Linked DNA regions of Homo sapiens: region 2 is linked to region 1. Evidence: read pairs that join two places in POLR2A ChIA-PET (ENCODE). Cell type or tissue: GM12878. All regions are shown on one strand.

What was found. Peaks named below come from ENCODE experiments on the same cell type or tissue, not always from the same donor. Only the 100,000 strongest peaks of a DNase experiment are listed, where the experiment ranks them.
Region 2: POLR2A ChIA-PET joins it to region 1 with 10 read pairs; 4 of 35 experiments call an interaction of 5 or more read pairs at or near these places.

The regions. Positions count from the first base shown.
Region 1 is chr10:61,985,944-61,990,943 of GRCh38, reverse strand. All of the region lies in intron 3 of ARID5B (AT-rich interaction domain 5B), which reads right to left. Among named protein-coding and RNA genes, the nearest start is that of ARID5B, 87 kb to the right of the region's middle. RefSeq lists enhancers at 2,532-2,781, 3,882-4,021, 4,021-4,683. In GM12878, no CTCF peak of the experiment used is centred here; a DNase peak (open chromatin) is centred at 2,733; H3K4me3 peaks cover 565 bases; H3K27ac peaks cover 4,564 bases.
Region 2 is chr10:62,116,048-62,121,047 of GRCh38, reverse strand. No RefSeq gene overlaps it. Among named protein-coding and RNA genes, the nearest start is that of LINC02621, 140 kb to the left of the region's middle. In GM12878, no CTCF peak of the experiment used is centred here; no DNase peak of the experiment used is centred here.

The DNA.
Region 1 (5,000 bases):
AGGTGCAGGGGGTCTAGGAGGGTTGGAAGGAATGGAGAGCTATTGCTTAATGCATACAAAGTTTTTGTTAGGAATGGTGAAAAAGTTCTAGAAATAGATAGTGGTGACAGTTACACAATATTGTGAATGTACTTAATGCCACTGAATTGTGCACTTAAAAATGGTTAAAATAATAAATTTTATGTTATGTCTATTTTACACAACAATGACAAAGAGGGGAACATCTGGGAAGGGTTATATTTTCTGTGTAGATGCATGCTTGGTTGCTCTGGGGAGGAAAAGTGGTGTCTCTCCAATCCACAACTAGAATATATCCTGGAGGGCACAGAATCGGTGTCCTAATTCTTTGGTATCCCTCCTAGACCTTTGAGAGTGCTGACAAATGTAATTGCCTACAGACAGTGTTGCAGTAAACATCTGAGCCTTCTTCCAAAGGATAAGAGCAGTCATTTCATTAGTTCACCACAGGCTCTGAACCAATGACACTTCCTAAAAGGCTGAAGGAATCTGGAGAAGGTTATCTGCCCAACATGACTGTAGCCACTGCCTGGCAGGCCTTTTTTAGACAAAGGGTCATGTGGTTAGGCAGTCATCTCATTTTAGTGACTTTAAAAAATAAAATAATCTCGCCACTTGAGGAGTTTGTCCACCATGCTCTAAGTGCTGAGCCACCTCTGCAACTGCACTGACTTCTGGGAGCTAACATCTGTGTCAAGAGCACTTTTATAGGTTGCATTGTTTTCCTTCACCTTACCGCAGGGCTTCTGGGGCAGCTCAACAAGGAAAGAAGGGAAAAGGCCTCTTGCCTCTGTCAGTGACTCATCTTAAATCAGTGGTCTTCAAAATGGTGAATCTCTCCTTTGAGGGTACGAGAAGACTTTTTAAAGGGAACCTACATAGGGATGGGGCAGATCTTCAACTTAGATACTACTCCACTCCCTAATGCATCTGCCCAAGAATGAGCCAGCAATCAGAACAGCCCATCTCCTTCTTCACCCATCCTCCATCCCTAGTCCTATTATGAGCACTAAAGAGTCAAATCAAAGTATTGGTTTTGGAGATGCTTCCTTATTGATCTATCAAGGAACCTCAAGCCATAGCCTTTTGATCTTTCCCTTTTTGCACATAGTTCTGTTCAAGAGGAAGCTTAGCATTAGAAATAGAGTACTTTGGCCTGTGTTATGATGCTCTAAATTCAGAAAAGCCAAACTAATAAAGGTTAACGATGCTGATCCATTAAAGTGTAGCTGGAATGCACGGCAAGGCTACCAGATTTTTTGACATAAACTGCATAAACCTATGCATAAAAATTTTAGATAATTTATTTTAGAACTGTTGTGCTTTATTAAACACAGATTTAAACTTCAGATTTTTATCAAATCATATGTAATATGTCTTCTAATTATAGTTAATCACCATCTTATTTCATTTCCTATCATGTTTAACATTTTTTACTTATTAACACAAAATTTATTCAAAACATGATTAAAAATGTAGATGTCCACTTAAAACTGGGCAAAGGAATACATGGATTATTTTTTTCAAAAATCTTTTAGAGCAGCATTATTCAATAGAAACACAATGTGAGCCAACTTGTAATTAACACATTGAAAATGTAAACAGAAAACAGGTGAAATTAACTTTAGTAAGCTATTTTATCTAACCCAGTATATCCAAAATATTATTTTAACATGTGATCAATAGAAGTGATTACTGGCCGCACACGGTGGCTCACGCCTGTAATCCCAGCACTTTGGGAGGCTGAGGTGGGCGGATCTTGAGATCAGGAGATCGAGACCATCCTGGCTAATACAGCGAAACCCCGTCTCTACTAAAAATACAAAAAATTAGCCAGGCATGGTGGCACATGCCTGTAGTCCCAGCTACTTGGGAGGCTGAGGCAGGAGAATCACTTAAACCCAGGAGGCAGAGGTTGCGGTGAGCCGAGATTGCACCATTGCACTCCAGCCTGGGCGACAGTGCAAGACTCAAAAAAAAAAAAAAAAAGTAAAAGAAAAAAAAAGATTACTAGTGACATATTTACATTATTTTTTCATAGTAAGCTCTCAAAATATAGTGTGTATTTTACATTTATAGCATCTCTTGAAGTGGACAAGACACATTGCAAGGGCTTAGTTGTCACAGGTGGCTAGTGGCTACCTTATTGAACAGCATAGCTCTCTTTAGAGCGTCTGCCTGAAAAGAAATTTTAAAATCATTGTGTCCTGGGTCCGAAGAGGCACTTGGGAAAAATGAGGTTGTTCTGTGTACAGGTTCCTTTTGGCCAACTATCTTGAGATAAGATGTTCTGAAATATAGCTAGGAGAGGAGAACAGAACAGGAGGAAAAGCCTCACAGTGCCTGTTATTTCATTGTTCTGATACCCCAAAGCCCCAACAAAGACCCAAAGTTAGCAAGTATAGTTATTTTAGTAGAGATTCTCGCTTGCCACCTTTGGTTTCTGGTGAATAACAAAAATCAATTCAAAGTAAAATAATAATCTCTTAAAAGCTTCAACTGTTAAGACCTGGTGAGAGCCCTCTCCTCTGGGTTAAACATATCCTTCTGCTGTAACCAGCTACAGGTTCACTTGGTGCCATGTCCACAAAACCATCTGCTCTGTTTTCTGTCATGACACCCAGTTGTTCAGAATGGATATTTCTTTCTTTCTTTTTCTAGTGTGCACATTACTAAAAGTAATTTAACAGCTGAAAGAGATACTTATGAAACCTACTGGAAACTGAAACCACTATTTAATCTCACGGCAAAGCAGTCATATAAAAACTCCGGCACCTTCTAATGTGCTGTCACAGTGCACCATGGAAGAACATCATTGAAAGCTGATGATACAGATGTGCTCTGTTTTACTTCCTTTTTGTACAGGGTTAGTACTGAGTAAGCTGATGTAAGACAGGAGGAGGATGGCTCTAGTTTAGCCACCTTTCCCAAAGTACCTACCATCTGCTGAAAATCATTTCCACAGCAAATATCCCCTTTTCCCCAATCTCTAACATCCAAACCTACCTCTCTTTTCTCATAAAAGACAATAAACAAATTGCTCGTGACTACTATATTAATTCCAGTGATAGTTCTGTGGTTTCATACCATGAGTTACCAGTGCTACAGATCCCTGTTTCTGGGTATCTCTCAGATATTTCTTTAAGGTTATTTCTGTTTGAAAGGGTTGGCAAACTATGGGCCAAATTCAGCCCAACACCTGTTTTTGTAAATAAAGTTTTATTACAACATAGTCATGCACATTCATTTACATATTGTCTTTGGCTGCTTTTACACTACGACGGCACAGTTGTGTGATTATAGAGTGGTGCATTTGCCTCAGAGACCTTATGGTGCACAAATCTAAAATATTTACTATCTGGCTCTGCTGACCCTTGATCTAGAGAATATAGTCTTGCTGCCAGAAATCTGCTATTTTGGATCACGAATATCAGCTTAATTTCTAAGATACAGTTACTCTGTAACACTTGGCTGCATTTACTTGTTCAAGCTGGACTCTCCTTTCCAGAATATGGGTTCTTTGAAGGGCAGGAGCTAGGTCTGTAGCATGTCTGAATTCCTAACACCCTGGAAACAAGCGAAGCACATGATAGATTTTTAATTAATGTTGGTTCTTTTTCTGGTTATTCACTGTCCCTCTGTTCTCATCCTACTCCCGGATCTATTACCCATTCTTTCTTCCTTGCTCTGTGACCCCTGAATGTTGTATCATTGGGCTCCCTCATGGGCTGGCTGGCTTCTGCTTGTTCAGCCAATGGGAGACACCTAACAGATCGCATGTGGGAAAGAGTGAGAAGTTGTCATATTTCTTCTCTGCCCCATCTCTGCTTTGGCCTGGCAGCTCTGGCCAAGGCCACAGCTCCACCCTGACGGCAGCTTTCACCAGGTAGCACTATGTCTTCCTCTTGCTTCTTACTAGTGCCCAGATGTCTTCATGGTTCTTTTCACCCTAACCCCATCTCTATAGTCTTCCTTTGGTTCCTTTTGTTAAGCCTTGGGTTCCCAAACTGTAAAATGGACTTAAGAACAGTGACTTCCTGGGGGGTCTTTAACAGTAGTTAAAAGATGCAAAGTAGTCAGGCTAATGTAGCACACAGTGAACGCCCCGTAGGTACTTGTCTGATTATTGCTTTGCAAGCTGTTTTCCAAAGTATGCCAAGGAACACTAGTTCCTTGAGAAAGAAGGGAGTATGTTACCAAGGGTTATGTGGAAAAGGGGCACCACAGCACGGGAAACACTGAGTTTAACAAAAAGTTACACAAACAGCTTGGAGCCTTTAACATGCTAATGGACATTTTAATGCACAGGGGGGAAGATGCTGCTTTTTCTGACTTTATTTTACCATGAAATCCTCTCCCATCCGCTTCCTCACCCTCCCCCACTTTTTTGTCATTCATGGCTCACCTCAACAAGTTAGTGTTTCCCTGATCACATTTTGGGGACATAACACACCCGAATGTTGATTACAGCAATTGCCCTGCTCCCTTCAGCTCTCCTTCTCAGCACACACAGCCAGCTTAACACTGTATAATTACAAATAGTTTATTATGCATGGTATAATCACTCATCTGTATAACACTCCCAAATTTATAAAGCCCTTTCATGTGCTTAGATTCATTCAATCCTCCTAGAATCTCTCTTAGGGTCTGTCAAGAATAGTCCCATTTTATACAGGAGGACACAGGCAGCTCAATGAGGTGAATGACTTGCCCAAGGTCATCCAGCTAATGGCAGGGGCAAGTTGCCTGGCACTATTTTAAATCTCACACTGTTCTCAACACACCCCAGCTGCCTTCTGCTTGACTCTGAACCTCTGAGAAGAGCCCTGTCAGATTCATGGTATTCCCAGGTACCTCTCAGAGACCCTCCAGTGGGCTGGTGGCTTTGAGAATTCTCGTGATTTTTATGAGACGCAAATTTCTGGTTTCAGATTGCAGTATTAAAGAATCTCTTCCAGTCTTGTGTTCAAAACAATCCCTAA
Region 2 (5,000 bases), 130 kb before region 1:
TTAAAAATTACTAACAGTATAACTGGAATGTTTGTAATACAAAGAAATGATAAATGCTTGAGGTGATGAATACACCACATACCCTCATGTGATTATTACATATTGTATGCCTGTATCAAAATATCTCATGTACCTCATAAATATATACACCTACTATATACCCATAAAAATTACAAATTAAAAAATAAAAATCATGCCGGGTGTGGTGGCTTATGCCTATCCAGCACTTTGGGAAGCTAAGGCAGGAGGATTGCTTGAGCCCAGGACTTTGAGACCAATCTGGATAAGATGGTGAAACCCTATCTCTACAAAAAAATTTTAAAAATTGGTTGGTCGTGGTGGCTTATGCCTGTAATCTCAGCACTTTGGGAGACCTAGGAGGGTGGATCACGAGGTCAGGATATCGAAACCATCGTGGCCAATATGGTGAAACCCCGTCTCTACTAAAAATACAAAAATTAGCTGGGCGTGGTGGCGTGCACCTGTAATCCCAGCTACTCGGGAGGCTGAGGCAGGAGAATTGCTTGAACCCAGGAGGCAGAGATTGCAGTGAGCCGAGATCACACCACTGAACTCCAGCCTGGTGACAGAGTGAGACTGTGTCTCAAAAAAAAAAAACAATCAGTTGTGCATGGCACTGTGGTGCATGCTTGTAGTCCCAGCTACTAGAGAGGTGGAGGTTGGAGGATCTTTTGAGCCCAGGAGTTTGAGGATACTGTGAGCTGTGATTGCACCACTGCATTCCAGCCCGGAAGAGAAAGTAAGACCCCCATCTCTAAAAACAAAACAAAATGAAAACACAGACAAACCAGACAAGAACACAACAATAACAACAACAACTATAGGCCGATATCCCTCAACAAAATACTAGCAAACCAAATCCAACAGAACATCAAAAAGATCATGGGGGATTTATTTCAGGGATGCAAAGATGGTTCAACATATACAAATCAAATCAGTACATGTGATACATCACATCAACAAAATGAAGAACAAAAACCATACAATCATCTCAATAGTCACAGCAAAAGCATTTGATAAAATTCAACATCCCTTCATGATAAGAACTCTCAGCAAATTAACTATACAAGGAACATAATACAATAAAGGTCATGTATGACAAACCCTCAGCTAACATCACACCAAACAGAGAAAAGCTGAAAGCTTTTCCTCCAAGAACTGGAACAACACAAGGATGCCCACTTTCACCACTCATATTACACACAGTATTGGAAGCCTAGCTAGAGCAATTAGGCAAGAGAGAAATGGAGGGCATCTACATTTGCAGACAACATAACCTTATATAGAGAAAATCTTAAAAACTCCACCAAAATATCTGAGAATAGATAAGCAAATTCAGTAAAGTTGCAGGATACAAAATCAACATAGAAAAATCAGTAGAATTGTTATATACCAATAATGAATTAGCTGAAAAAGAAATCAAGAAAGCAATCCCATTTATGATAGCTACAAAAACAAAATAAAATACCTAGGAATAAATTTAACAAAGAAGGTGAAACATCTCTACAATGAAAACTGCAAAACACAATGAAAGAAACTGAAGAGAACAGAAAAAATGAAAAGACATCCCATATTCATGAATTGAAAGAGTTAATATTGCTATAATGGCCATACTACTCAAAGCAATCTACACATTTAATGCAATCTGTATCAAAATACCAATGACATTCTTCAAAAAAATAGAAAAAAAAATCCTAAAATTTATATGGAACCACCAAAGACCTCAAATAGCCAAAAAAAAAAAAAAAAAAAGAGAGAGAGAAATAAAAGAAAAAGCTAGAGACATCACACTACCCTACTTCAAAATATACTACAAGCTATTGTAACCCAAACAGCATGGTATTGATATTAAAACAGACACAAAAACCAACGGGAGAATATAGGAACCCAGAAACAAATTCACATATTTATAGTCAACTGATTTTCAACAAAAAGTACCAAAAACATACATTAGGAAAGAACCACCTCATCAATAAATGGTATTGGGAAAACTGGATATCCACATGCAGAACAATGCAACTAGACCTATATCTCTCACCATATATATATTTTAAAAAACTACTAAAATGGATTAAATACTAAGTGTAGGACCTGAAACTATAAAACTACTTTAAGAAAACATTGGGAAAATGCTACAAAGCAGTGGTCTGGGCCATCATTTTATGGGTAAGACTTCAAAAGCACATGTAATCAAAGCAAAAATAGACAAATTGGGCTATTTCAAACTAAAATGTTTCTGCACAGCAAAAAAAAAAAAAAAAAAAAAGTCAACAGAGTGCAGCAAAACCCTGCAGAATTGGAGAAAATATTTGCAAACTGTTCATCTGACAATATCCTGAGTATATAAGAAATGCAAACAATAGCAAAAACAAGCAAACAAACAAAAACAAAAGCCCCACAAATAATCAGACTGGCAAAGGATCTGAATAGATTTTTCTCAATAGAAGACACACAAATGGCCAACATGTACATGAAAAAATGCTCACCATCACTAATTATCAGGGAAAAGCAAATTAAAACCACAATGAGATATCCTGTCACCCCAGTTAGAACAGCTATTATCGAAAAGACAAAAAATAACAAATGCTGGTGAGGATGCAGAGAAAAGGGAACTATTATACTTTGTTGGTGGGAATGTAAATTAGCATAGCCATTATGGAAAAGAGTATGGACAGTCCTCAAAGACCTAAAATAGAACTACCATATGATTCAACGATCCCACTGTTGGATATTTATCTTAAGGAAGGGAAATCAGTATATTGAAGAGATATCTGCCCCACTATTTATTTATTTATTTATTTATTTGTTTGTTTTTTGAGAGATGGAGTTTCGCTCTTGTTTCCCAAGAGTGCAGTGGTGCGATCTCAGCTCCCTGAAACCTCTGCCTCCCAGGTTCAATTGATTCTCCTGCCTCAGCCTCCTGAGTAGCTGGGATTACAGGCACGTGCCACCGTGCCCAGCTAAATTTTTTTGTATTTTTAGTAGAAACAGGGTTTCACCATGTTAGCCATGCTGGTCTCGAACTCCTGAGCTCAGGTGATCCACACGCCTCGGCCTCCCAAAGTGCTGGGATTACAGGCGTGAGCCACTGTGCCTGGCCATGCACCCCTATTTTTATTGCAGCACTATTCACAATAGCCAAGATATGGAATCTACCGAAGTGTATGTCAATACTGGATATAGACATGGAATGGATAAAGAAATTTATACACACACACACACACACACACACACACACACACAGAGAGAGAGAGAGAGAGAGAGACAATGGATTATTCAGCCATTAAAAATGATGGGATCCTGTCATATGCATCAAAGTCAGGCCCAAAGAAATAAATACCACATGTTCTCTCTCATATGTGGGAGCGACAAAACTTGAGCACATTGAAGTAGAGAGTAGAACTGTGGTTATTAGAGGCTGGGAAAGATAGTGGGGAGGAGAGGATAGGGAAGCGTTTGTTAATGGATACAAAATTATAGCTAGATAGGAGGAATGAATTCTAGTATTATATAGCACTGTAGGGTGACTATAGATAAGAATAATCTATTGTATATTTTTCAATAGCTAGAAGAGAGAATTTCTTTTTTTTTTTTTTTTGCTTTTTGAGACAGAGTCTCACTCACTCTGTCACCCAGCTTGGAGTGCAGTGGCACAATCTTGCCTCATGGCAGCCTCCACCTCCCGGGTTCAAGTGATTCTCCTGCCTCAGCCTTCTGAGTAGCCTGGGATTACAGGCATGCACCACCACACCTGGCTAATTATTTGTGTGTGTTTTTTTGTTTGTATTTTTAGTAGAGACAGGGTTTCACCATGTTGGCCAGGCTTGCTCAAACTCTTGACCTCAAGTGATCCACCTGCCTCAGCCTCCCAAAGTGCTGGGATTACAAGCGTGAGACACCGCCACCCAGACAGGTGTGAGACACCGCGCCTGCCTCTCGCCTGGCCTGGAAGAGAGAATTTTGAATGTTGCCAACACAAACAAATGATAAAAGGTGACACATATGCTAAGTACCCTGATTTAATCGTTACACATTGTATACATGTATTGAGATATCATTCTATCCCATAATGTCTACAATTATTACATGCCAACTAAAAATAATGTTTTTTTAAAATCTGAGCTATTTAGAGACTCTTTATAAGGTTGTTTAAAAATCAATCAATAAGAGGACCATTGACATTACCTTTTTTCAAGAGGGAGATTTTTGAGCAGAGGAGTAATACCATCAATCTATTGTTTAAAAGGAATGTTCTAGTAGCAGGCTATGGATCTGACAGAAAGTAGAGAGAAGAAATAAGAGAGCCTTAGTATTCTGAGGCCGGGCACGGTGGCTCACACTTGTAATCCCAGCACTTTGGGAGGGTAAGGCAGGCAGATCACTTGAGGTCAGGAGTTCGAGACCAGCCTGGCCAACAATGGTGAAACCCTGTCTCTACTAAAAATACAAAAATTAGCCGAGCATGGTGGCAGGCACCTGTAATCTCAGCTACTCAGGAGGCTGAGGCAGGAGATTCACTTGAACCCAGGAGGCAGAGGTTGCAGTGAGCTGAGATTGTGCCACTGCACTCCAGCGTGGGTGACAGAGTGAGACTCTACCTCAAAAAAAAAAAGAGAGAGAGAGAGAGCCTTGGTATTCTGTGATGAGAGGCTCTAAACTTCAGACTAGGCTGTCAGTAACACTAAGCATTTCTGATAAACATGCCCCGACCCCAATTTTCATATATTTATTAGGTTGGTACAAAAGTAATTGCGGTTTTTGCTATTGAAAGTAATGGAAAAAACCGCGATTACTTTTGCACTAACCTAACACTTCGCGTTCCTGACACCTGGCATTTAGGCCGCTAGCCTCACATCCTAGGCCTGGCCTCTGATGAGCCAGGGCTGCCAATGTGCAATTTGCTCTGCCTTCTGGCTCCTCACACTACTTTTCTCCTCATGTCTCCCCAACAAACCACCCACTGTGTCAGGGGACAGGCC